Regions from separate parts of the Homo sapiens genome. Here regions 2, 3, 4, 5, 6 and 7 are each linked to region 1. The links are chromatin contacts, found by Hi-C or POLR2A ChIA-PET in ENCODE. All regions are on one chromosome and are shown on one strand. Each heading gives the region's core, a stretch centred on a gene start or an enhancer-like site at or near the end of the contact. The rest is flanking DNA. Distances are from core to core; before and after follow the strand shown. Region 1 holds the start of MLEC (malectin). Region 2 holds the start of DIABLO (diablo IAP-binding mitochondrial protein). Region 3 holds the start of PSMD9 (proteasome 26S subunit, non-ATPase 9). Region 4 overlaps CFAP251 (cilia and flagella associated protein 251). Region 5 holds the start of SETD1B (SET domain containing 1B, histone lysine methyltransferase). Region 6 holds the start of KNTC1 (kinetochore associated 1). Region 7 overlaps RHOF (ras homolog family member F, filopodia associated).

What was found. Hi-C counts contacts between places; a loop is a spot of excess contacts on that map. ChIA-PET counts read pairs that join two places held with the same protein, here RNA polymerase II (POLR2A). Pooled maps may share reads with other maps.
Region 2: a map of natural killer cell shows a loop between it and region 1 (10-fold over the local background). The contact joins the promoter of DIABLO here to the promoter of MLEC in region 1. A Hi-C loop is called at or near these places in 3 of 168 maps with a recorded cell type or tissue (naive thymus-derived CD4-positive, alpha-beta T cell and natural killer cell), 1 of 37 single-sample maps with no recorded cell type and 11 of 50 pooled maps. POLR2A ChIA-PET finds 5 or more read pairs at or near these places in 2 of 52 experiments (B cell and T-cell).
Region 3: a map of B cell shows a loop between it and region 1 (14-fold over the local background). The contact joins the promoter of PSMD9 here to the promoter of MLEC in region 1. A Hi-C loop is called at or near these places in 1 of 168 maps with a recorded cell type or tissue (B cell) and 8 of 50 pooled maps. POLR2A ChIA-PET finds 5 or more read pairs at or near these places in 1 of 52 experiments (activated B cell).
Region 4: a loop to region 1 is called in a pooled map, with 4 times the contacts of the local background. The contact joins the enhancer-like site here to the promoter of MLEC in region 1. A Hi-C loop is called at or near these places in 1 of 37 single-sample maps with no recorded cell type and 2 of 50 pooled maps. POLR2A ChIA-PET finds 5 or more read pairs at or near these places in 1 of 52 experiments (activated CD4-positive, alpha-beta T cell).
Region 5: a loop to region 1 is called in a map with no recorded cell type, with 17 times the contacts of the local background. The contact joins the promoter of SETD1B here to the promoter of MLEC in region 1. A Hi-C loop is called at or near these places in 9 of 37 single-sample maps with no recorded cell type and 12 of 50 pooled maps. POLR2A ChIA-PET finds 5 or more read pairs at or near these places in 2 of 52 experiments (B cell and OCI-LY7).
Region 6: a map of CD8-positive, alpha-beta T cell shows a loop between it and region 1 (37-fold over the local background). The contact joins the promoter of KNTC1 here to the promoter of MLEC in region 1. A Hi-C loop is called at or near these places in 2 of 168 maps with a recorded cell type or tissue (CD8-positive, alpha-beta T cell and naive thymus-derived CD4-positive, alpha-beta T cell) and 11 of 50 pooled maps.
Region 7: a map with no recorded cell type shows a loop between it and region 1 (4-fold over the local background). The contact joins the enhancer-like site here to the promoter of MLEC in region 1. A Hi-C loop is called at or near these places in 7 of 37 single-sample maps with no recorded cell type and 7 of 50 pooled maps.

The regions. Positions count from the first base shown.
Region 1 is chr12:120,685,715-120,688,429 of GRCh38, forward strand. MLEC (malectin) reads left to right here and starts at 1,435. Exons shown (of 5, transcript NM_014730.4): 1 at 1,435-1,817. The coding sequence starts at 1,583. LOC105370029 (a long non-coding RNA gene) reads right to left here and starts at 1,435. Exons shown (of 3, transcript XR_945449.3): 1 at 1,140-1,435. RefSeq lists silencers at 554-653, 1,494-1,793 and enhancers at 814-923, 1,014-1,143, 1,238-1,739.
Region 2 is chr12:122,224,766-122,227,465 of GRCh38, forward strand. DIABLO (diablo IAP-binding mitochondrial protein) reads right to left here and starts at 1,287. Exons shown (of 6, transcript NM_001371333.1): 1 at 1,200-1,287. The coding sequence starts at 1,249. LOC128125816 reads right to left here and starts at 1,799. Exons shown (of 1, transcript NM_001414998.1): 1 at 1,665-1,799. The coding sequence starts at 1,799. The coding sequence ends at 1,665. LOC101593348 (a long non-coding RNA gene) reads left to right here and starts at 1,677. Exons shown (of 1, transcript NR_103497.1): 1 at 1,677-2,700. RefSeq lists enhancers at 1-594, 1,004-1,053, 1,064-1,303, 1,357-1,651, 1,601-2,432 and 1 more and a silencer at 1,594-1,733.
Region 3 is chr12:121,887,411-121,890,200 of GRCh38, forward strand. PSMD9 (proteasome 26S subunit, non-ATPase 9) reads left to right here and starts at 1,380. Exons shown (of 6, transcript NM_002813.7): 1 at 1,380-1,584. The coding sequence starts at 1,447. It also overlaps a transcript of HPD not described here. RefSeq lists enhancers at 1,037-1,650, 1,284-1,683, 1,651-2,264.
Region 4 is chr12:121,990,983-121,993,800 of GRCh38, forward strand. The region is part of intron 19 of CFAP251 (cilia and flagella associated protein 251); the gene reads left to right. Among named protein-coding and RNA genes, the nearest start is that of BCL7A, 29 kb to the right of the region's middle. RefSeq lists enhancers at 53-102, 1,185-1,284. Within about 2 kb of position 1,254, at least 13 of the 41 ENCODE cell types and tissues checked have a DNase peak (open chromatin) inside an H3K27ac peak, as active enhancers do.
Region 5 is chr12:121,802,559-121,805,258 of GRCh38, forward strand. It overlaps SETD1B (SET domain containing 1B, histone lysine methyltransferase), which reads left to right and starts at 1,451. Exons shown (of 17, transcript NM_001353345.2): 1 at 1,451-1,675; 2 at 2,166-2,353; 3 at 2,560-2,658. The coding sequence starts at 2,180. LINC01089 (long intergenic non-protein coding RNA 1089) reads right to left here and starts at 388. Exons shown (of 4, transcript NR_152740.1): 1 at 73-388. RefSeq lists silencers at 996-1,245, 1,516-1,645, 1,686-1,745.
Region 6 is chr12:122,525,722-122,528,747 of GRCh38, forward strand. It overlaps KNTC1 (kinetochore associated 1), which reads left to right and starts at 1,528. Exons shown (of 64, transcript NM_014708.6): 1 at 1,528-1,630. It overlaps RSRC2 (arginine and serine rich coiled-coil 2), which reads right to left and starts at 1,215. Exons shown (of 10, transcript NM_023012.6): 1 at 1,127-1,215. The coding sequence starts at 1,132. RefSeq lists an enhancer at 895-1,354.
Region 7 is chr12:121,784,552-121,787,515 of GRCh38, forward strand. The region is part of intron 2 of RHOF (ras homolog family member F, filopodia associated); the gene reads right to left. Among named protein-coding and RNA genes, the nearest start is that of RHOF, 7.7 kb to the right of the region's middle. RefSeq lists a silencer at 2,803-2,852. Within about 2 kb of position 1,465, at least 23 of the 41 ENCODE cell types and tissues checked have a DNase peak (open chromatin) inside an H3K27ac peak, as active enhancers do.

The DNA.
Region 1 (2,715 bases), core at 185-2,684:
ACCACTGATAGTCTCTATTTTGGCACCCTGTTTTGTTCCCGTATAGCACTTACCACTGTTCTAACTAAACAATTAATTTCATTATGGGTTGTGCAAAGTCTATGATTCTCATGCGGGACCCCAGGTGTGTTTTTTGTTCATGTAGCACAAAGCTCATTGCCTAAGTAGTAGGTAGGATTGGTAGATAAAATACAAGAAGTCCAGTTGTTTAAATTTTAATAAACAATGCATTTTTTTTTTTAGTATAAGTGGGTCCCATTTGCTTATCTGAAATTCAAATATAACTGGGCTTCTCCTATTTTATCTGCCAAATCTGACAACCCTGGTAGCAGGGACTTGATACATTTTTTTCCTTTTAGGGAGAATTTCTAAATCGACCAGTATTTATGGAAAATGCATAAGCGTTTTTTTGTTTTTTTTGTTTTTGCCTTGACTCTGCCCTACACTTGCGGTGCGACCCTTTGGCAAAATTCAGTCCCTTTCTATGCCTCAGTTTCCCCATCGGAAAAATGGGAGTTTGAACAGCGACCGAAGCGCAGGGATCGCCAGTGTGGGAGAGCGCCAGGTGAACTGTGAAGGAGCAGGGAGGGAGTTCGGGCCGTGCCCGTGCGGGACAACCCCGGTATCCACTCTGGGCACCGCCGGCGGCGACTCCCGCCAGCGCCTAGGGTGCCTCGGTCCCGCCCCTACGCAGCGGAGGCCGGCCAGAGGCCGTCGCCATGGAGACGCGAGCAGCCTGGCACCCACTCGCTCTCAAAGCCACGCGTTTCCGCTGCGTTGGAGCCTTCTCATTGGACGGCCGTCTGGACGCTACCACCCGCCCCGAGCCCGCTAAGGGGAGGGGGCGGGGCCTTATTCTCATGGGATTCGTTCCCTGGAGACCTGTGTCCGCGGCCTCTCTGGGAAAGCATGGGTCCTCTCCCTCACGCGGGGAAAAGGACTGCGTCTCTTAGGTCTGGAGAGTGTCCATTGCTTCTCCTACTAGAATTTATGCTCATGCTGCTCCCTGAGAAAAGAAGAGGGGGCGGGAAAGTCGGCCACGCCCCCTCCAGAGCCTATTTGGTCTCAGGAGCTAGAGCACCGGAAGTGCTGGCGACATGTCAGTGCGCCCTACCCTAAACCTTCCCCCCCCAGGCCACCTTTCCCATTCAGCTGTGGGATTCCGGGGCCGCCTGGGCGCTGCACCCGCCACTTCCGCATCGAACCGCCGCTTCAACCGAACTCACTCCCTCTGCGCGCGCTCCATCTGGTGCCCGACTGCTGGGCCGGCGCCTGGGAGAAGCCACGCCCTTTCCCGCGCCTGACAGCCAATGAGCGGGCGCCTCCCGGCGGGGTGGTGGGTAATTAATGAGGGCCGGGCGCTGATTGGCTGCAGCGTCGTGGCCGGGGGCAGGGCGGCGGGGTAGGTTGTTCCTGAGGTGGGAGGCGGTACCCGTGGCTGAGAAGAAGGAGGCCTGAGAGCGACATGTCCCCGGCGGCTCAGGCGGAGCGGCCCGTGGCGCTGTTTTTCTGAGTCCGGGGTGGCCTGGCAGCCGGCCGAGGACGAGGGTCGGCGGGGGCTGCCCCCGTGGTGGTGGCCGCCATGCTGGGAGCCTGGGCGGTTGAGGGAACCGCTGTGGCGCTCCTGCGACTGCTGCTGCTGCTGCTGCCGCCGGCGATCCGGGGACCCGGGCTCGGCGTGGCCGGCGTGGCCGGCGCGGCGGGGGCCGGGCTGCCCGAGAGCGTCATTTGGGCGGTCAACGCGGGTGGAGAGGCGCATGTGGACGTGCACGGGATCCACTTCCGCAAGGACCCTTTGGAAGGCCGGGTGGGCCGAGGTGAGAGTCCCCCTGCCGAGCCGCGGGATCCAGGGCCTGCTGTGCTGGGCGCAGCCGGCCGGGGGCTGCGGGCCCCGAGCCCCTTTCGACCCTGGGGCCGCGTCTCTGGAGCGAAGTTTCTCTCTGCAGCTTCTTCGGGGGCCCGCTCTGAGCTCAGGGCCTGGCACTGGCTCCAAGGTACCTAGAGTCATACAGGCAGAGAGTTGGCCAGAAGTTAGTTATATTTGGATTTCTCATCCTGCATTTTCTCAACCCCTCACTCCCATCCAAGCTGGGAGAGAAATGACGAAGGCGGCCTTTTGCTACCTCCAGGCCTCGCGGGTTGTAGGTCATGGGTGCCCCTGCTTCTCCTGTCGAGACAGTTCTTGGGAGATTCTCGTCGACCCAGGAATCGGCCGCTTTCCTTGCCCCTTCTGCAGGAGCGGGGCTTGATTCTTAGCCAGAATAGGAAGGAATCTTCGAAGAGAATGGGCCAGGAAAGTTTGATTGTAGCCTCCTCCCCCGCCCTCTTTTCGAGCGAAGAATATGTGTGCTTAAAAGTAGAATCGGCAGGCCGCCCCCAGAGGGTGGTTCTATCGAAGCCATCCTGCACGTGAGGCTGGTGGCTGTGTGTGAACTGGGTCAACCAGTGTAAGAATCCGAATGGTCTATCAGAGAATGCTTACAACCTCCCCTAGGTGATCCTGAGAGTTCTAATTCCAGCTTAGGGGGAAAATGATTGTGACTTAACTTGCTGGGCAACAGTGGTTTTTAACGGAGCTGCTCCCTTCCCAAAGTTAGTGTGTGTCAGAATTGCCAGGGCAGCTGGTTAAAAATGCAGATTCCTAGTCCCCACTCGAAATTGATTATAGTAGATTGAGCTTTTTTGCTGGGATCCAGGTTTCTGCACCAGGGGCTT
Region 2 (2,700 bases), core at 37-2,536, 1.5 Mb after region 1:
ACAGCTGAGGGGTTTTGAAATTTTCAACATACACCAAGTTTAAAATGTTGCCTCAGGCAGGGTGTTGGTGGCTCACGCCTGTAATCCTAGCACTTGGAAGGCCAAGGGCAAGGCGGGAGGATCACTTGAGCCCAGGAGTTCACGACCAGCCTGGGCAACATGGCTGGCAACATGACCCCGTGTCTATTAAAAAAAAATAAGTAAATAAAGGCCGAGGCGGGTGGATCACTTGAGGTCAGGAATTCGAAATCTGCCTGACCAACATGGTGAAACCCCATCTCTACTTAAAACACAAAAATTAGCCCGGAGTGGTGGCACGCTCCTGTAATCCCAGCTACTCGGGAGGCTGAGGCAGGAGAATCGCTTGAACCTGGGAGGCAGAGGTTGCAGTGAGCCGAGAGCGCCCCACTGCACTTCAGCCTGGGCAACAGAGCGAGACTGAGTCTCAAACAAAACAAAAAGAAAAAAAAAAATTAGCCGGGCGTGGTGGCGGGCGCCTGCAATCCCAGCTACTCGGGAGGCTGAGGCTGAGAATCGCTTGAAGCCGGGAGGCACAGGTTGCAGTGAGCTGAGATCTCGCCACTGCACTCCAGCCTGGGCGACAGAGGCAGATCTTGTCTCAAAAAAATTAAAATAAAATAAAATGTTGCCTTTAAACTTTTTAGAAACGGATGCCACAATAACCGCTCCTGCAGGCAGAATTTAGCTCTGGACCCCTGGCCTGGGTGCCAGTTGTGTGTGACGGTCCCGCTACAATCGCCCAGGAGCCTGCAGCGCTAGGTAGAGAGCCCTGCGCCAGCTCCCCCGGCCCCTTCTGCCCTCGGGAGGACGTCTTCAGACGCTCGTCTCCCTTCCCGGACTCCCCCCATGCCGTGTCCCTCCTCCTCTCCACGTCTCCTCAGGGACTTCGAGTGGCTGACGAGGGCTGGTCAGGAGGCGGAGCAGCCCCAAGAAGGCAGCCCGGGGTCTCGGGGACTCGTTTCTAGAAGATGGACGAACTGAAAAGGAAGCCGGGCTTGACCCAGGGGGCGGAGGCGGGGCTGTCCTCAGTCCTCCCGACCGGAGCGAGACGCCGCGACCCAGCTGGGCGGACGAGAGATGAGCGCGTAAGGAAGGCGGGCGCCGTGGGCCGGGCCACAGCGCTGTCCGCGTCGGTCCCTCCCTCTGGTCCTGTCCCCTCTACGCGGCCGCAGCGGTACCTGAAGAATGAAGTTACGCTGCGCGACAGCCAACTCTTCAGAGCCGCCATTGTGCAGCGCGCGGACGCCAGACGCACACGCCGGAAGTGACGCAGCTTCGTGAGCGCGGAGCGGGGCACGGCCTCCACCTGAGAGCGCCTCGCCCCATAGCCACGCCCCCACCCAAGGAAGCAGTCGGGATTGGGCAGGCAGGGGGAAAGGGGGCGAGGCTTAGGGCAAAGGCTGTAACGGCCGCGCAAGGCAACCAACCGCCGGAACTTCCGCGCGGGGCGGGGCATATGCAGGGCCTGAGGGCGCGGAGGTGGGTCCGGCGCGGAGCTGAGTCGGGCGCCGTGACGCTGGCGGGTGGGCGGGGACTCAGTTCGGGCCAGGGCTTGAAGGGAATTTCCTGGTGAGTTAGGGAGGCGGGGCCGGGCGGGAGGCGGGGCCGGGCGGGAGGCGGGGCCGGGCGCGGCGACGGCGCTGTCACTTCAGCACCAGGAAGTAAGTGGTCCAGCCGGCCAGCAGCAGCGCCCCGATGAGCACCGTGTAGCTGAGGAGCACGAAGGCGAGCAGCTCCCGCAGCAGCTGCAGCACGTGGACGGTGGACGAGGCCGGCATCGCGCTGCGCGGGAGCCCCAGGACGGTCGGCGGCCTGCCGGGCTGGCGCCGTCCCAGAGGGGCGGACGGGAACACACGAGGTCCTGGCCCTCGAAACAGCAAACGAAGGCCAGGAAGCCCACAGTGCCGACCTCCCCAACAGCCTCCTGGACGCTCGCTTCTCGGTTACACTGGAGAATCCTTCTCAACCCAAACTGCCCTCGTTCTTCGGCTCTGATCCGGGCTGAGGAGGCAGAAGCCCGGCTCTTCCCCGCGCCCCGCAGCTGCATGAGTTTTCCTCCCTGGCCCGCTCCTCCCACCACCTCCTGCATTTTTAATGCTGTGAGTGCCGCTAATGCGCTGGTGGAGTAAACCTTTCTTTTCCCGTCACTCAAGCTGCAGCCCCAGCTGCGGCCCTGGCTGGAAGGGGAAGGGGAGAGAGACCCATTTGGGCAGGAGGAAGGCACAGGCCCAAACCTGCTCTTCTGTGAGTCCCCTGGCCCCAAGGCTTGCCAGCAGCAGAGCTGGAGGATCTTTGCTTTGTGGTCCAGCATGCTTGCCTTCTGGCCAGCTGGGACTGCAGGGTGCCAGGTGGTGGGTGGGCATCAATCCGATCCTGGGCTCACCCCCGCCACCGTGCTCTGTGCATCTGCCCCAGCCCTGCTAACTTCCACCAGAGACGACATCAGACAGTAAGAACCCCACACCAGCTCATCAGACAGTAGGAACCCTACAACACCTCCAATGCTGCTTTGCCCAGCCACTCCCCACAGTGTCAGGCACTGGCTTCCTTCTCTCCCCACCTCACTTACTTGGCAAAGTTTCCACGAATCTTCCACCCTGAAGCTCCGCGGTTCTGTCTGCTCTGGTGCCCAAAGGTAGCTTGTGTGTATTCTGCGATCTCGGCAGAACTGAGATTTTC
Region 3 (2,790 bases), core at 130-2,629, 1.2 Mb after region 1:
TAGCTCACTCCTGTAATCCCAGCACTTTGAAAGGCCGAGCTGGGCTGGATCACTTGAGGCCAGGGGTTCGAGACCTCAGCCTCCTGAGTACCTGGGATTACAGGTGTGTGCCACCACACCCGGCTAATATTTTATATTTTTGGTAGAGACAGGGTTTCACCATGTTGGCGAGGCTAGTCTCAAACTCCTGACCTCAAATGATCTGCTTGCCACAGCCTCCCAAAGTGCTGGGATTATAGGCATGAGCCACCACACCTGGCCCATTGCATTTAGTTGATGCACATCTTTAGTGTTCTTAAATCTAGGCAATTGCATATCCGCCTCCTTTCTCTGTCCCCCACCCCTTATTCCCCATGTGTATTTCACAACATTGACTTTTTTTGAAGTTTTCAGGCCAGTTGTTTTGAAGTATGTCCCTTCTTTTGGATATGTCTGTTTTCCAATGATTAGATTCAGGGCAAACATGTTTGAATACTACACAGATGACCGCTGAGCCCTTTTCAAGACAAAATATTAGAGGCACATGGTCAGATATCAAAGTTGATTGTTTAGGTAAGCTGGGTTGGAATTTTGGCCTCACATTTTGCTAGTTGGGTAAATTGGTTATTGAGACGGTTTTCTCAGCTGTCAAATTGGGATGTAATAATCTAGCTTCATGAGGTTGTTGAATTAATATATGTAAGGCATTTAGAACAGCGTCTGGCACATTATAAGTATCAATAAATAAACACTGTTACCGTTATTATTATCACTACGATTTTTAGAGGCCTTAACAGGAACATCCAGCACCTTCAACAGTATATGGCTCATAGGAATCATTCCATGAATATTTGTTAGCAGAAGGACAGCTCTATGAGATAGATTGCTATCAATTACTGCCCCATTTTACAGATGAGGAAACTGAGGCCCAGAGAAGCCAAGTAGTGACCTAGGGTCACACAGATTGCCGTTAAGTGGCAAGATACGGGGTGTGTACTCAGGCATATCGGATCTGTAAAGTGAGGGATAAGGAACCTTAATGTATTTTGTAAATCCTCCAGGGCTGTGTGGATGTGAAGAACTGAATTGGAGCGCCACGCAGCGGTTCTCTGGCGTACAGTATCCATCCATACAGTAGGCGCTCAATAAATGTCTGCTGCACGAATGAGAAAATGAGTCAGCTGGGGCGAGATCATCCCCTAGCGTTGGTGTGCAATTGCGTGGGGATCCATTGCTTCCGACGCTACTCCTGCCGGGTCACCACAGGCGCACGTGTTCCGGCAGGGCGCGGCTTCCGGTGACCCAGCTCCGCCCTAAGCCCCATCCCAAGCCCCGCCCCTTGACTGTTCTCGCGTTCGCGGACGGCTGTGGTGTTTTGGCGCATGGGCGGAGCCGTAGTTACGGTCGACTGGGGCGTCGTCCCTAGCCCGGGAGCCGGGTCTCTGGAGTCGCGGCCCGGGGTTCACGATGTCCGACGAGGAAGCGAGGCAGAGCGGAGGCTCCTCGCAGGCCGGCGTCGTGACTGTCAGCGACGTCCAGGAGCTGATGCGGCGCAAGGAGGAGATAGAAGCGCAGATCAAGGCCAACTATGACGTGCTGGAAAGCGTGAGTGTGGGTTCGGGGCGCCCCAAGTCGCCTAACCCGGCCCGGAGTCCCTGGGGTACTGGGATGCCAGGGCGGCCTCAGTTTGGGCGCTCCGCAACGGATCTCCCTGGGAGGCCCAAGGCGCCGCAAGTGCGGCCTCTGTCGGCACAAGAAGGCAGGCAAAGAACTTTAGCAACTGAAGAGTTAGCCATATTGATATCCAGCAAGAGTTTGTGGAGCCCTGCTGTGTGCTAGGCGCTGGTTTAAGTGCTGTGCATTGTTGAGTTAATTTAATCTTTGCAACAACCCTTTGAGGTGGATGCTGTTACTCTTTCCATTTTAGGGAGGGGGAAACAGGTGTTACTTGGTGATTAAACAGCTGTCATGTGCCTCGCTGACTGCCTTATCTTAATTTTGTACTTTTTGTAAAGACAGAGTCTCACTGTGTTGCCCAGGTTGGTATCGAACTCATGGCCTCAAGCGATCCTTCCACCTCGGCCTTTCAAAGTGCTGGGATTACAGGCGTGAGCTACTGCACCCGGCATTTGCTGATTGTATCGTGAATTCTTAAACTTCAGTGTGTATATGAATTACCTGGGGATCTTATTAAAATGCAGATTTTGTTTGAGGCAAGGGAGCAGATTCTGCATTTGTAGCAAACTCCCAGCAATGCTGATGCTAGTGGTCTAAGGACCGAACTTTGAGTTACAAATAAGGCTCATCATCCTTATTGCATAAGGAGGAAACTGAGGCCCAGAGTGGGGCAAACGCCTATCTAAGGTCATGTAGTTCGGAAGTGGCAGTGGTGGGTCTGGCTCAAAAGCTGATGCAGGTTTTCTTATGCCATCTAGTGTAAAATCACAGATCAGTTTGCAGAGGAAGATGCAATTAATTATGCCCAAGTAGGGTGGGATGGAATGCATTTTAGGTGATGTAAGATGAAGTTTCTTTTTTTTTTGTCTGAGACGGAGTCTTGCTTTGTCACCCAGGCTGGAGTGCAGTGGCTCAATCTCGGCTCACTGCAGCCTCTGCCTCCTGGGTTCAAGTGATTCTCCTGCCTCAGCCTCCCGAGTAGTAGGGATTACAGGCGAGCGCCAGTACGCCAGGCTAATTTTTTATTTTAAGTAAAAGCAGGGTTTCACCATGTTGGTCAGGCCGGTGTTGGATTCCTGACCTCAGGTGATCCGCCCACCTTGGCCTCCCCAAGTGCTGGGATTACAGGCGTGA
Region 4 (2,818 bases), core at 4-2,503, 1.3 Mb after region 1:
TTCTAGTAATAATTGAGAGACTTGTATTTCATTGGCTTTGCACTAAACCAAATGCTCAGTAACTACTAGTAAATCGAGTAAAATTAACTAGGGCACTAAATGATTATTCTAAGCTTCTTGTGAGTTTCAAGAGAATTCTTTTTGTGGCCTCACTTGTGTCCACATTATTTACTTCATCATTCATTCATTCATCCATTCATCCATCTATCTATCCATTCAGTAAACATTTCTCTGAGCCTCTATAATGTGCCAGGCTCTGAACTAAGCTGCCGGGGAAATAGAGATGAAAGCTCTGGCTACAGCTTAATGGGGAAAACAGATGTGAGCCCAAAGAATTAGAGCGTGCACCGCAGCTGCCACCCATTATTACTCTCTACTGAAAGTCACAAGCTTGGGGCTGATTCATTTTGGCACCAGTATCACCTCCGTGAACCCCTGTGGTCTAAGAGCAGCAGTATTCAAAGTGTGGTCCCCAGACCAACAGGATTGACTTCACGTGACCTAGGGACTTACAAGAAATGCAAATGGTCAGACCCTATCCCAGACTCAGAAACCCCCCAGGTGGGACCAGCAGTCTGTTTGAACAAGACCTCCCGGTCATTGTGAAGCCTGACATGTCAGCGAGCCTTTGCCTTCCAGCCATGTTTCTCAAGCTTGGCTACGCATTCAAATCATTCGAATGAGAAGCTTCCAAAAATTTGGTCCCCAGACCAATTAAATCAGGATCTCAGCTGGTTGTGGTGGCTCATTCCTGTAATCCCAGCAATTTGGGAGGCCGAGGCAGGCAGATCACTTGAAGTCAAGAGTTTGAGACCAGCCTGGCCAACAGTAGGAACCCTGTTGCTACTAAAAATACAAAAATTAGCCAGCTGTGGTGGCGCGCGCCTGTAGTCCCAGCTACTTGGGAGGCTGAGGCAGGAGAATTGGTTGGACTCAGGAGGTGGAGGTTGCTGTGATCCGAGATCACGCCACTGGACTCCTGCCTGGGCGACAGAGTGAGACTATCATCTAAAAAAAAAAATCAGGTTCTCAGGGAATAGGATCTGGGCCTCAGAACTGTTTAAGCTCTCCAGGTGAATGGAATAAAGCCCCGCCTTAGCAGGCGTGAGAATGCCAATCAAAGGCCAGGCTGACTGACAACCACCAGTGCGTCTGGGCCGCTCAGCTAGGACTCCTGCTTCTCTCAAGCCATCTTCACACGGGGGCGTTCAGAACAAGCTCTGCGTTCTATTTCCAGCTCCGAGGTTCCTCTCCCAAGCATGAACTTTGTTCAGACAAGTAGCAGAACCTGCCTTTTCAACGAACACTTGCGAAGTCGGCTCAGGAAGGAAATGTCAGTGATGCCGAAGCTGCCAACTCCGTGCTTGTTGAGTAGTGATTCTTGATCAGTCATACGGGAAGAGAGAGTAAGAGGTGAATCACATGCTGAGTGGTTTGTGCTGTGAATGTTTGCTGAGCTCTTTGGAACTCTCTGGGTATGAGTAACTCAGGCCCTTATGAATTCCTTTTGTCGTCTTAGTCTCCTGTTCTGAACTGAGTTAAATCATATATTACATTGGTAATTTATATATATTTATATATATTATTTCTTTTTTTTTTCTTTTTCAGACAGGGTCTTACTCCTCACTCCTGTTGCCCAGGCTGGAGTGCAGTGGCACAATCACGGCTCAGTGCAGCCTCCACCTCCCGGGCTCAGGTGATCCTCCCATCTCAGCCTCCCAAGTAGCTGGGACTACAGGCACATGCGCCACCACGCCAAGCTAATTTGTTGTCTTTTTTGTAGAGACAGGATTTCACAGCCCAGGCTGTCTCAAGCTCCTAAAACGATCTACCCACTCCAGCCTCCTAAAGTGCTGGGATTACAGGCGTAAGCCACCCCACCCAGCCAAATTATAATTTATCTTATGTTATGATTACATGTATTGTAATTAGCAAGTGCATAGAAAAATATAATCACAAGAGCTCTCCCTCTCCCTCTCCCACTCCCTCTCCCTCTCCGTCTCCCTCTCCCTCTCCCTCTCCCCACGGTCTCCCTCTCATGCGGAGCCGAAGCTGGACTGTACTGCTGCCATCTCGGCTCACTGCAACCTCCCTGCCTGATTCTCCTGCCTCAGCCTGCCGAGTGCCTGCGATTGCAGGCACGCGCCGCCACGCCTGACTGGTTTTGGTGGAGACCGGGTTTCGCTGTGTTGGCCGGGCCGGTCTCCAGCCCCTAACCGCGAGTGATCCGCCAACCTCGGCCTCCCGAGGTGCCGGGATTGCAGACGGAGTCTCGTTCACTCAGTGCTCAATGGTGCCCAGGCTGGAGTGCAGTGGCGTGATCTCGGCTCACTACAACCTACACCTCCCAGCCGCCTGCCTTGGCCTCCCAAAGTGCCGAGATTGCAGCCTCTGCCCGGCCGCCACCCCGTCTGGGAAGTGAGGAGTGTCTCTGCCTGGCCGCCCATCGTCGGGGATGTGAGGAGCCCCTCTGCCTGGCTGCCCAGTCTGGAAAGTGAGGAGCGTCTCCACCCGGCCGCCATCCCATCTAGGAAGTGAGGAGCGCCTCTTCCCAGCCGCCATCACATCTAGGAAGTGAGGAGCGTCTCTGCCCGGCCGCCCATCGTCTGAGATGTGGGGAGCGCCTCTGCCCCGCCGCCCCATCTGGGATGTGAGGAGTGCCTCTGCCCGGCCGAGACCCCGTCTGGGAGGTGAGGAGCGTCTCTGCCCGGCCGCCCCGTCTGAGAAGTGAGGAGACCCTCTGCCTGGCAACCACCCCGTCTGAGAAGTGAGGAGCCCCTCTGCCCGGCCAGCACCCCGTCCGGGAGGGAGGTGGGGG
Region 5 (2,700 bases), core at 201-2,700, 1.1 Mb after region 1:
CAGATTAAGACAGCTCCAAGCTCCCCCCACCCACCCATAGAACAAAAAGAGGAAAAAAAATATGTCATTTACTTAGGTTTTTTTGGAATTCAAAACTGTTAACTGCTGACATGAATGGTGTGCTATGACCTAGTTATACAAGACAAAGATGGATTCCAAGTCATAAGGAAAAATCCAGATCTTTTTAAAAAGTCTTCTCCAGTCTTCCAACTGTGAGTCCTTGGGCCTGTTGACAAATGTTAAACACACTGAGACGTCCTGAACTGGATGGTAGAGTCAAAGGAAAAACATTCCCCATTTGCAACAAAGGAAAAACCCACTTGGCCATTTAATTCCATTGCAGAAAAATGGCTTCCCTCATCTGTTGGCCTCTCCTTCGTGTCTGATGAAGGATGTTTTGAGATCAGCGTCTAATAACTCAAGCCCTATAGAAGCCGCGCGCTGATTGGCTGCCGCGCCCTGCCGCCCTGCTCCAGCCAATTACCTACCCACGGCCAAATTACAAACCCCGAAAAGAGCCCCAATATGAGCTACACCAGCTCCGAGCCCCGGCGAGGCGGCTCCTGCGCCTCGGCCGCCAGAGAGGAGCGGCAGAGGGGGCTGCAAACGCGTCCTCGCGAAGCCCGGGAGCCTCGGAGTTGAACTCACAAAATGGAAGCCGCGCGCTGATTGGCCGCCGCCACTCCCGGACCTTTAATAAAGAAAGGGGAAGGAAAAGATAAATGCAAAAAAGGGGGACTCTCTCCTCCGCGGGTGGCTGGAGGAAGGGGGGGAAGCATGTGTTCAGGACAATTACAGGGCGCTCCCCTCCAAAAATAAAAACAGAAGAAGGCGTCTATCGCCCAGGTCCAGGCGAGGGCTGCATCCTCCCAGGAATGCGAATGCTAACGTGGTGAACCCTGGTCTCCCTTCCCCAGCTCAGCTCCGGGGAGGGGGTCGCGGGCCGCAGGAGGAAGCCGGAGCGCAGATACCTCGATTGCAACTCCTCTGAGTCGACGCCGGCCTCCCCCCGCGGCTCCCAGCGTCCACACACACCCTCGGCCCCCCAGACCCCAGCCATCTCCCCGGGCCCCGCGCGCCCGCCTCCGGCCCGGGCAGTTTGGAAACAGTTTTGCAGGCCCGGGACGCACGCCGCGGCGGTCGCGGCTCTGAGGGTAGTCCCGGCCGCGGGAGGTAGAGCCCGGGGAGACCCCCTCCCCCGCCAGCCAAGACCCCCACCCCAGTCCCAGAAAAATAAATAAATTAAAAGGCCTTCCCCCGGGGAGGGGGAGGCAGTGTGGGAGCGCGCGAGTGAGGGGTGGGGGGCCGCTGGGGCCCGGGGCTTTGGCGGCGCAGCTGCCGCCGCCGGGAGAGTGCCTGGGGAAGCGGCGAGGAAGGAGAGGGGAGGAGGAAGAGGAGGAGGAGGAGGAAGAGGAGGAGGGTGAGCGCTCGGGTCGGGCTCCTTAGCGGTGTATTGTGGGATGTGCGGCTACTGGGAGCCGAGCCTCCGCCGCCAGCCGCCTCCCGGGCAGCAGCAGCAGCAGCGGCGGCGGCAGCGGCAGCAGCTCCGGGCCCGGCAGCCGCGGCGGCGGCGCCCCCCCTTCCTGGCCCCCGGTCCGGCCGCCCCGGCCTCGGCTCCCTCGGGGGACACCATGTACTGGCTGGCGGCGCAGGGAGGCCGGCGCCCGGCGGGGATGTAAGCGCGGCTCGGGGAGGGAGAGGCCGCGGCCGGCAGCCGGGCGGCCCAAGCCCCCGGCCCCGGCCCTGGCCCGAGCGGGCGAGCGGGCGGGCGGGCGGCGGCGCCGCCAGGCCCTGCCGCCAGCCTCGCGCCAGAGCCGGGCCGAGCTAGCGGGTGAGCGCCACGCCGGGCGGCCGGGCGGGCACCATGGGCCGGAGTCCGCGTCCTCCGGGCGCCCCGGGCCCCGCCAGCCCGCCCAGGGGACCCCCGGGAGCCCCTCGCTGCCGCCCCGAGACGGTGGCCGAGCGGGCGGGCGCGTAATTCTCCCGGAAGGGTTATTCTCTCGCTCCATTCTTGTTTTGGGGGGAGCCAGCGAGACAGCTCCTTTCGGGGCGCGCTGGCAAGGTGGGAGGGGGTGGGGGCCTGCCGATTGGATTCTTTCGCGTGTGTGTAGAAGCGGCCGCCGCCGCCGCCGCGGCGGAGACGACAACAACTTGCTGGTTTTCAGGTTGGGTTAACGGCATGGAGAACAGTCACCCCCCCCACCACCACCACCAGCAGCCCCCGCCGCAGCCCGGCCCTTCGGGCGAGAGGAGGAACCACCATTGGAGAAGTTACAAGTTGATGATTGACCCGGCTCTGAAAAAGGGGCATCATAAACTGTACCGCTACGATGGGCAGCATTTCAGCCTGGCGGTGAGTAGCCGGCGCGCCCCCCCAGCCGTGCCCCGCGTCGTGTCCGGGGAGACGCGCCTAGCGGCCAGGGACCCCCCGCCCGATCCCCCGGCCAACTGTCAGACGGGGCCCCAGCCCTGGAGTTTGACAAGTGCCTCGAGAAAGGGGTCTGCCCATGGGGAGGGGGACCAGTTCTCTCATCCCGGCCCCCCAATTTCTCCCCACAGATGTCCAGCAACCGCCCGGTGGAAATTGTCGAAGATCCCCGGGTCGTCGGGATCTGGACCAAAAACAAGGAGCTGGAGCTGTCGGTGCCCAAATTCAAGGTAGGACCCCTCCCCACTGCCCCGCCGTCCCTCCCCCACCTC
Region 6 (3,026 bases), core at 278-2,777, 1.8 Mb after region 1:
TGGGTATCTTATACACACGCAGGCTTATTGTTCAGAATAGATAATTTACGAACTGTAGCTCCTCTGGGGTCAACGAAGAGTTTTTTTTTTTTTTTTTTTTTTTTTTTTTTTTTTTTTTGAGACGGAGTCTCGCTCTGTCACCCAGGCTGGAGTGCAGTGGCGGGATCTCGGTTCACTGCAAGCTCCGCCTCCCGGGTTCACGCCATTCTCCTGCCTCAGCCTCCCAAGTAGCTGGGACTACAGGCGTCCGCCACTACGCCCGGCTAATTTTTTTGTATTTTTAGTAGAGACAGGGTTTCACCGTTTTAGCCGGGATGGTCTCGATCTCCTGACCTCGTGATCCGCCCGCCTCGGCCTCCCAAAGTGCTGGGATTACAGGCGTGAGCCACCGCGCCCGGCCAACGAAGGGTTTAAATTTAAAGGAACAAGGTCAGTGACAAGACTTAACTGTAACGCTTCTCGGACTTCAAATTGATTACATCACGGGCCACTTCGGAAACCGCGCATCAGTCAGAATTGGTAGTTCCACAACCTTTTAAGTTGAATTTTCACTCCCTTTCAGCAATACCTTCCTAGCTCGTTAATACACAATAATAAGGTTTACACGGACGAACACTAATTGAAATTATGCAACTAGAAGCATCTCATTGAGCGTACAAAAAAAAAAATAGCTACAAGTCGCTCTCTTCTCCCACACTACCCTTTACAGACACTGCCTTTTTGACCCAATACTTTTCAGAGACCACTCCTGATCGTCTTTCTCTTCCCCAGCCCCTTTCTCCACCGCAAATTCTCAGGCCCTAAAAAAAACTTAGAATAAATCACTAGCCAGGGTGAATAAGCGAAAATGGAGGAAGTTCAGTGAGGCGAAAGGAACGTAGGGTTGGGGAAGAGAGGAGGAAAGTTCTGGAAAAAAAAAGGCACTCCCTGCGGCTCCCCACCCCCACCAACACCGCCTTACTTCCCCCTCCCTACAGCAGGCAGCCATGATGGCGGGCGCAGAAGAAGGCCGCGGCGCCATTTTGTCTACACACATACACACGAACAAGGTTCTGGGAGCCGTTCACCCACTGTTGGAACGTAGCAGAAAAATATCCCTGGCTTTAAACTCAGATTCGGTACCTACCGCCATAGTTCAGAGTCCCGGCCGCTAGAGCGGCGCCTCCACTTGTCGCTTTCAACAGTACCGGCCGCTCCGAAGCTTCGCCTCAGACTAAATCGCTCGCGCGAGAGACCCGGATGGCACAAAGGCGAGGAGGCCCGGCGCGTCGCACAGCTTGCTGGGAGAAAAAGGGGCGGTAACAAAAGTTTCTATAACAACGCAATTCGAGGCGGTGATTGGGTGTTCTTTCATAGGGGAGTGTAAAGACCGTGAAGAGGGCGGGGCCAAGAATACACCCCCGGAATGCGCAGTCGGGAGAACGGAATGGGCGGAACTCAGGGTGGGGCAACTTCCTATTTCGAGTCTAAAGTAATCTTGGTCTCTTCCGGCCGCCGTAAAGGGGTTGGGTTTAGTGTTCTCCCGCCAATTTAAGCCTGTGGCATGGAACCTAAAGACTAGAGGCGGTTGTGTGAGTCAGGAAGAGGGGCCAGATATCTGAGTGTTCCTCTTTAGTTTCTTCAATTGCAGGTGAGGACGGGGAGCTGCGCTGTGTAGGGAACTGGGGGTGGGTTCAGGACGAAGTAGCTGCAGCCTCTGCTCAGTTCCTGTTGTTTTCCCCTTGACGCTGGCAGGAGAGAGGTTGGAGTCGGTTTTTGCTGGCGGCGATGTCCAGCGGAGAGCGTTTAAGTATGGAGGCCTAACTGACAAGTGTTTCATCTTGCTCATTCTCTCGTATTCGCGAATCTGTTCTGCATTCCGCCGCCAGAGTGATCTCAAAATTATAAAATCAGACCACTCGTTTGCTGAGTTCCCCTTCTACCCCTTGTACTGAGAATAAAATTCAATCTTGAGGTCGAGGTTTTATTGGACTCCACTGCTCTCTCCCTCACTGTCTTCTGCTTTTGCTTTGACCCGGCAGCAGCATCAAACGCTTCCTACCCAGCCTCCGAGTCTTTGCACTCTGTTCCCTCTGCCTACGTCGCGTTCCGCCTAAGTTTTGCGTACTTCTTGTTATTCAGGTCTCAGCTCAGATGTCACCTCCTTCCCTTCCCAAACAAATCCTTCTTCAGCGACGCCTCACCTTATCCATTTAATCACTGTTTCCTTCAAATCATTTAGCACTTTTTGTAATTATTTGTGCAGTTGCTTTTTTGTGGAGGTAGCATAACAAGATACGTATTAACAATTTTATTTTTGTCCGTTTTTCCCGCAAAAACATAAACTTCATAATGGCAAAGACATTTTGTGTTCTGTTCAAGCTATATTCCCAGTTCCTAGAAAGGTGTCTGGCACATAGTAAATAGGTATTCAATAAACATTTGTTGAATAAGTAAATATGGCAGTTACGGGCGGTTTCTCTATTTCACAGATGTGGGAAATTGAGACCCATAAAGGTATTCATTCCAACCTGTCCCTCCTTCTTCATCTCCTCACTCCCACCCAAACACCAGCCACTGAAACTTCTCTATTCTCCAAACATGTTTTGTTTCTGTTCCCTTGCTTATGCTCTTAGGAAGAACTCTTTAAACATTTATAAAACTATGATCTTCAATTCTCAGCCCAATAACAAATTAGCTAACACCTAAAATTGAATGTTTGCCATCAACCAAGCATTGTTCTGTGAACATTTAAAACTCAAAACATTTGGAGGCTGAAGCAGAAGGATTGCTTGAGCCCAGGAGATCAAGGCCAGCCAGGGCAAAATAGTGAGACCCTCGTCTCTCAAAAAACCAGAAGTGAAAAATAGAAAACTCCTTCAGGTGGGTACAACTAAATTAGTCCCTTGGTATTGGTATCCATGGGAGATTGGTTCCAGGACCTCCCACAGATACCAAAACCCTAGGATGCTTAAGTCCCTGTCATTAAATGGCATAGTATTTGCATGTAGCCTAGGAACATCTGCCTGTATACTTTAAATCATCTC
Region 7 (2,964 bases), core at 215-2,714, 1.1 Mb after region 1:
AAAAAAAAGAAAAAAAAATCCTTACATGACAGCCAGATATGGTAGGGAAATGATGAATACTCCCACAACATAGGAAGAACCTGAGAGTCACAGAAATGAAGTGATTTGCTTGAGGTCAATGACTCAGTGACTGGGCCAGGAGTCAACCCCAGCTCATGAAATTCCAAGTGGGATGTTCCTTCTGCTGATACACACTAACGTGCTATTTTGTTTTGTATTGTGCAAAAATAGGTTCTGGTCCTTTAAGATGTAACAATGGGGTTCACAGTTCTGGCATAACTTATTCCCTTTTACAAATATGGCCGGAGTGAACAGGTACATTAGTCCCCCTAACCCACAAGGGTGGATTCCAAGACCCCCAGTGGATGTTTGAAACCACAGTCTAGAACTCTAGATACGCTGTTTTTTTCTATATGTACACACCTATAAGACAGCTTAGTTTATGAATTAGGCACAGTAAGAGATTAACAACAAGAATAAAATAAAACAGGGCCAGGCACCGTGGCTCACACCTGTAATCCCAGCACTTTGGGAAGCCAAGGCGGGAGGATCACTTGAACTCAGGAGTTCAAGACCAGCCTGGCTTGTTACCGAGCCAGCTACTGACTGACTCACAGGCAGGTGGTGTCTCCAGCAGGGATACACAGAGGAAGGGGCGAATCATATCCCGGGTGGGATGCAGCAGGACAGCGCACGATCTCATCACGCTGCTCAGAGCAGTGCATGATCTAAAATTTATGAATTATTTCTCGAATTTTCCAGGTAATATTTTCAGACCTCAGGTAACTGAAACTACAGAAAGTGAAACCGTGGATAAGGTTATAAAATGGGGCCCCCTTGGACGTCTTCTCTCATTTCTTTTTTTCTTTACTTTTTTTTTTTTTTTTTTTTTGGAGACAGGGTCTTGCTCTGTTGCCCAGGCTGGAGTGCAGTGGCACGATCTCAGCTCACTGTAAGCTACGCCTCCTGGGTTCAAGTGGTTCTCCTGCCTCAGCCTCTTGAGTAGCTGGGACTACAGGCAGGTGCCACCATGCCTGGCTAATTTTTTTTGTATTTTTATTATTTTATTTTATTTTTGAGACGGAGTCTCACTCTGTCACCCAGGCTGGAGTGCAGTGGTGCGATCTCAGCTCACTGCAACCTCCGCCTCCCGGGTTCAAGCGATTCTCCTGCCTCAGCCTCCTGAGTAGCTGGGACTTGACAGGTGCCCGCCACCACACCAAGCTAATTTTTTGTACTTTTAGTAGAGACGGGGTTTCACTGTGTTAGCCAGGATGGTCTCGATCTCCTGACCTCGTGATCCGCCCACCTCAGCCTCCCAAAGTGCTGGGATTACAGGTGTGAGCCACGTGCCCAGCCTTTTCTTTTCTTTGTTTGTTTTGAGACAGAATCTCACTCTATCGCCCAGGCTGGAATGCAGTGGCGTGATCTCGGCTCACTGCAAACTCCGCCTTCTGGGTTCACGCCATTCTTCTGCTTCAAGCCTCCAGAGTAGCTGGGACTACAGGCGCCCACCACCACGCCCGGCTAATTTTTTTTTTATTTTTTTAAGTAGAGACGGGGTTTCACCGTGTAAGCCAGGATGGTCTCGATCTCCTGACCTTGTGATCCACCCGCCTCGGCCTCCCAAAGTGCTGGGATTACAGGTGTGAGCCACAGCACCTGGCCTTTTTTCTGTATTTTTAGTAGAGACGGCGTTTCACCATGTTGGCCAGGCTAGTCTCAAACTCCTGACCTGAGATGATCCACCTGCCTCGGCCTCCCAAAGTGCTGGGATTACAGGCGTGAGCCACCATGTCAGCCAAGGTTGTTCCACTCTCGTCACACACAGCAGAGACAAGGGTTGAGACTTGCCCACTGGGTTTGGCAACTATGGCATGCAGTGACATCAGGACAGGAGGTGGCGGGGCAGGCATCAGGCTGCAGTGGGTGAGGGAAGAAGTCAGCCCCGGGGCGCTGGAGGCAGTCACACCCTGCCTGCCTTTCCTGGGGCCTCTGCCCTTGCTGTTCACTCCTCCAGAAGGCTCTTTCAACAGGGAGCAGTGTGGCTCCTTCCCTCCTCTCCTTCAGGGCTCTATGGAATGTCGCCTCCTCCCAGAGACCTTTCCTGACTGCTCTGAAACAGCTTCCTTGGCAGTCTGCCCCATGACAGTGGCTTTACTCATGGCTCTCACCCCTACCTGATTTCACAATACTTCTCTGGGGCCGGGCGGGGTGATTCACACCTGTAATCCCAGCACTTTTGGAGGCTGAGGCAGGTGGATCACTTGAGGTCAGGAGTTCGAGACCAATCTGGCCAACATGGTGAAACCCTGTCTCTACTAAAAATACAAAAAACTGGCCGGGTATGGGGCCAGGCACGTGTAGTCCCAGCTACTTGGGAGGCTGAGGCTGGAGAATTGCTTGAACCCAGGAGGCTGAGGTTGCAGTGAGCTGAGATCGTGCCATTTCACTACAGCCTGAGGAACACAGCGAGACTCTGTCTCAAAACAAAAACAAAAATCAAAAACAAAAAAAACAGTAATTCTCTGGGTTTTTTGGTTTGCCTCTCCTGCGGGCAGGAACCACCTCTGTGCTGTTCACTGTTGGGTCCCTGGGAACACAGGCGAGCTCAATACCTGTTTGGTGAAGGAAGGCTCAAAGGAAGGAGTGGTTGAAGAGGGTTAATCGTCATCTCTCTGGCTTTAGGTGCCCTGCAGCCTTGGCAAGGGCATTCCACTTCCTGACCTGTGTTCATTCAAGCAGCCACCCTGGGAGGTGCGCTGGGTGGGGACAGTTCTTCCTGTTAAGAACGCAAGTGGTGGAGGGGGCCTTTGTCAAGGTCAGAGACAAGCACCCTGTGAGCCAGAGGCCAACCAGTCCCCAAGGTCAGCTGCCTGCCAGGCCATTCTAAAAGCACCAGTTCTTCCAGGAAGCTGTCCCCAGCCTTCCCAACCGGGAATTAACCTCTGGGCCTCAGTTTTC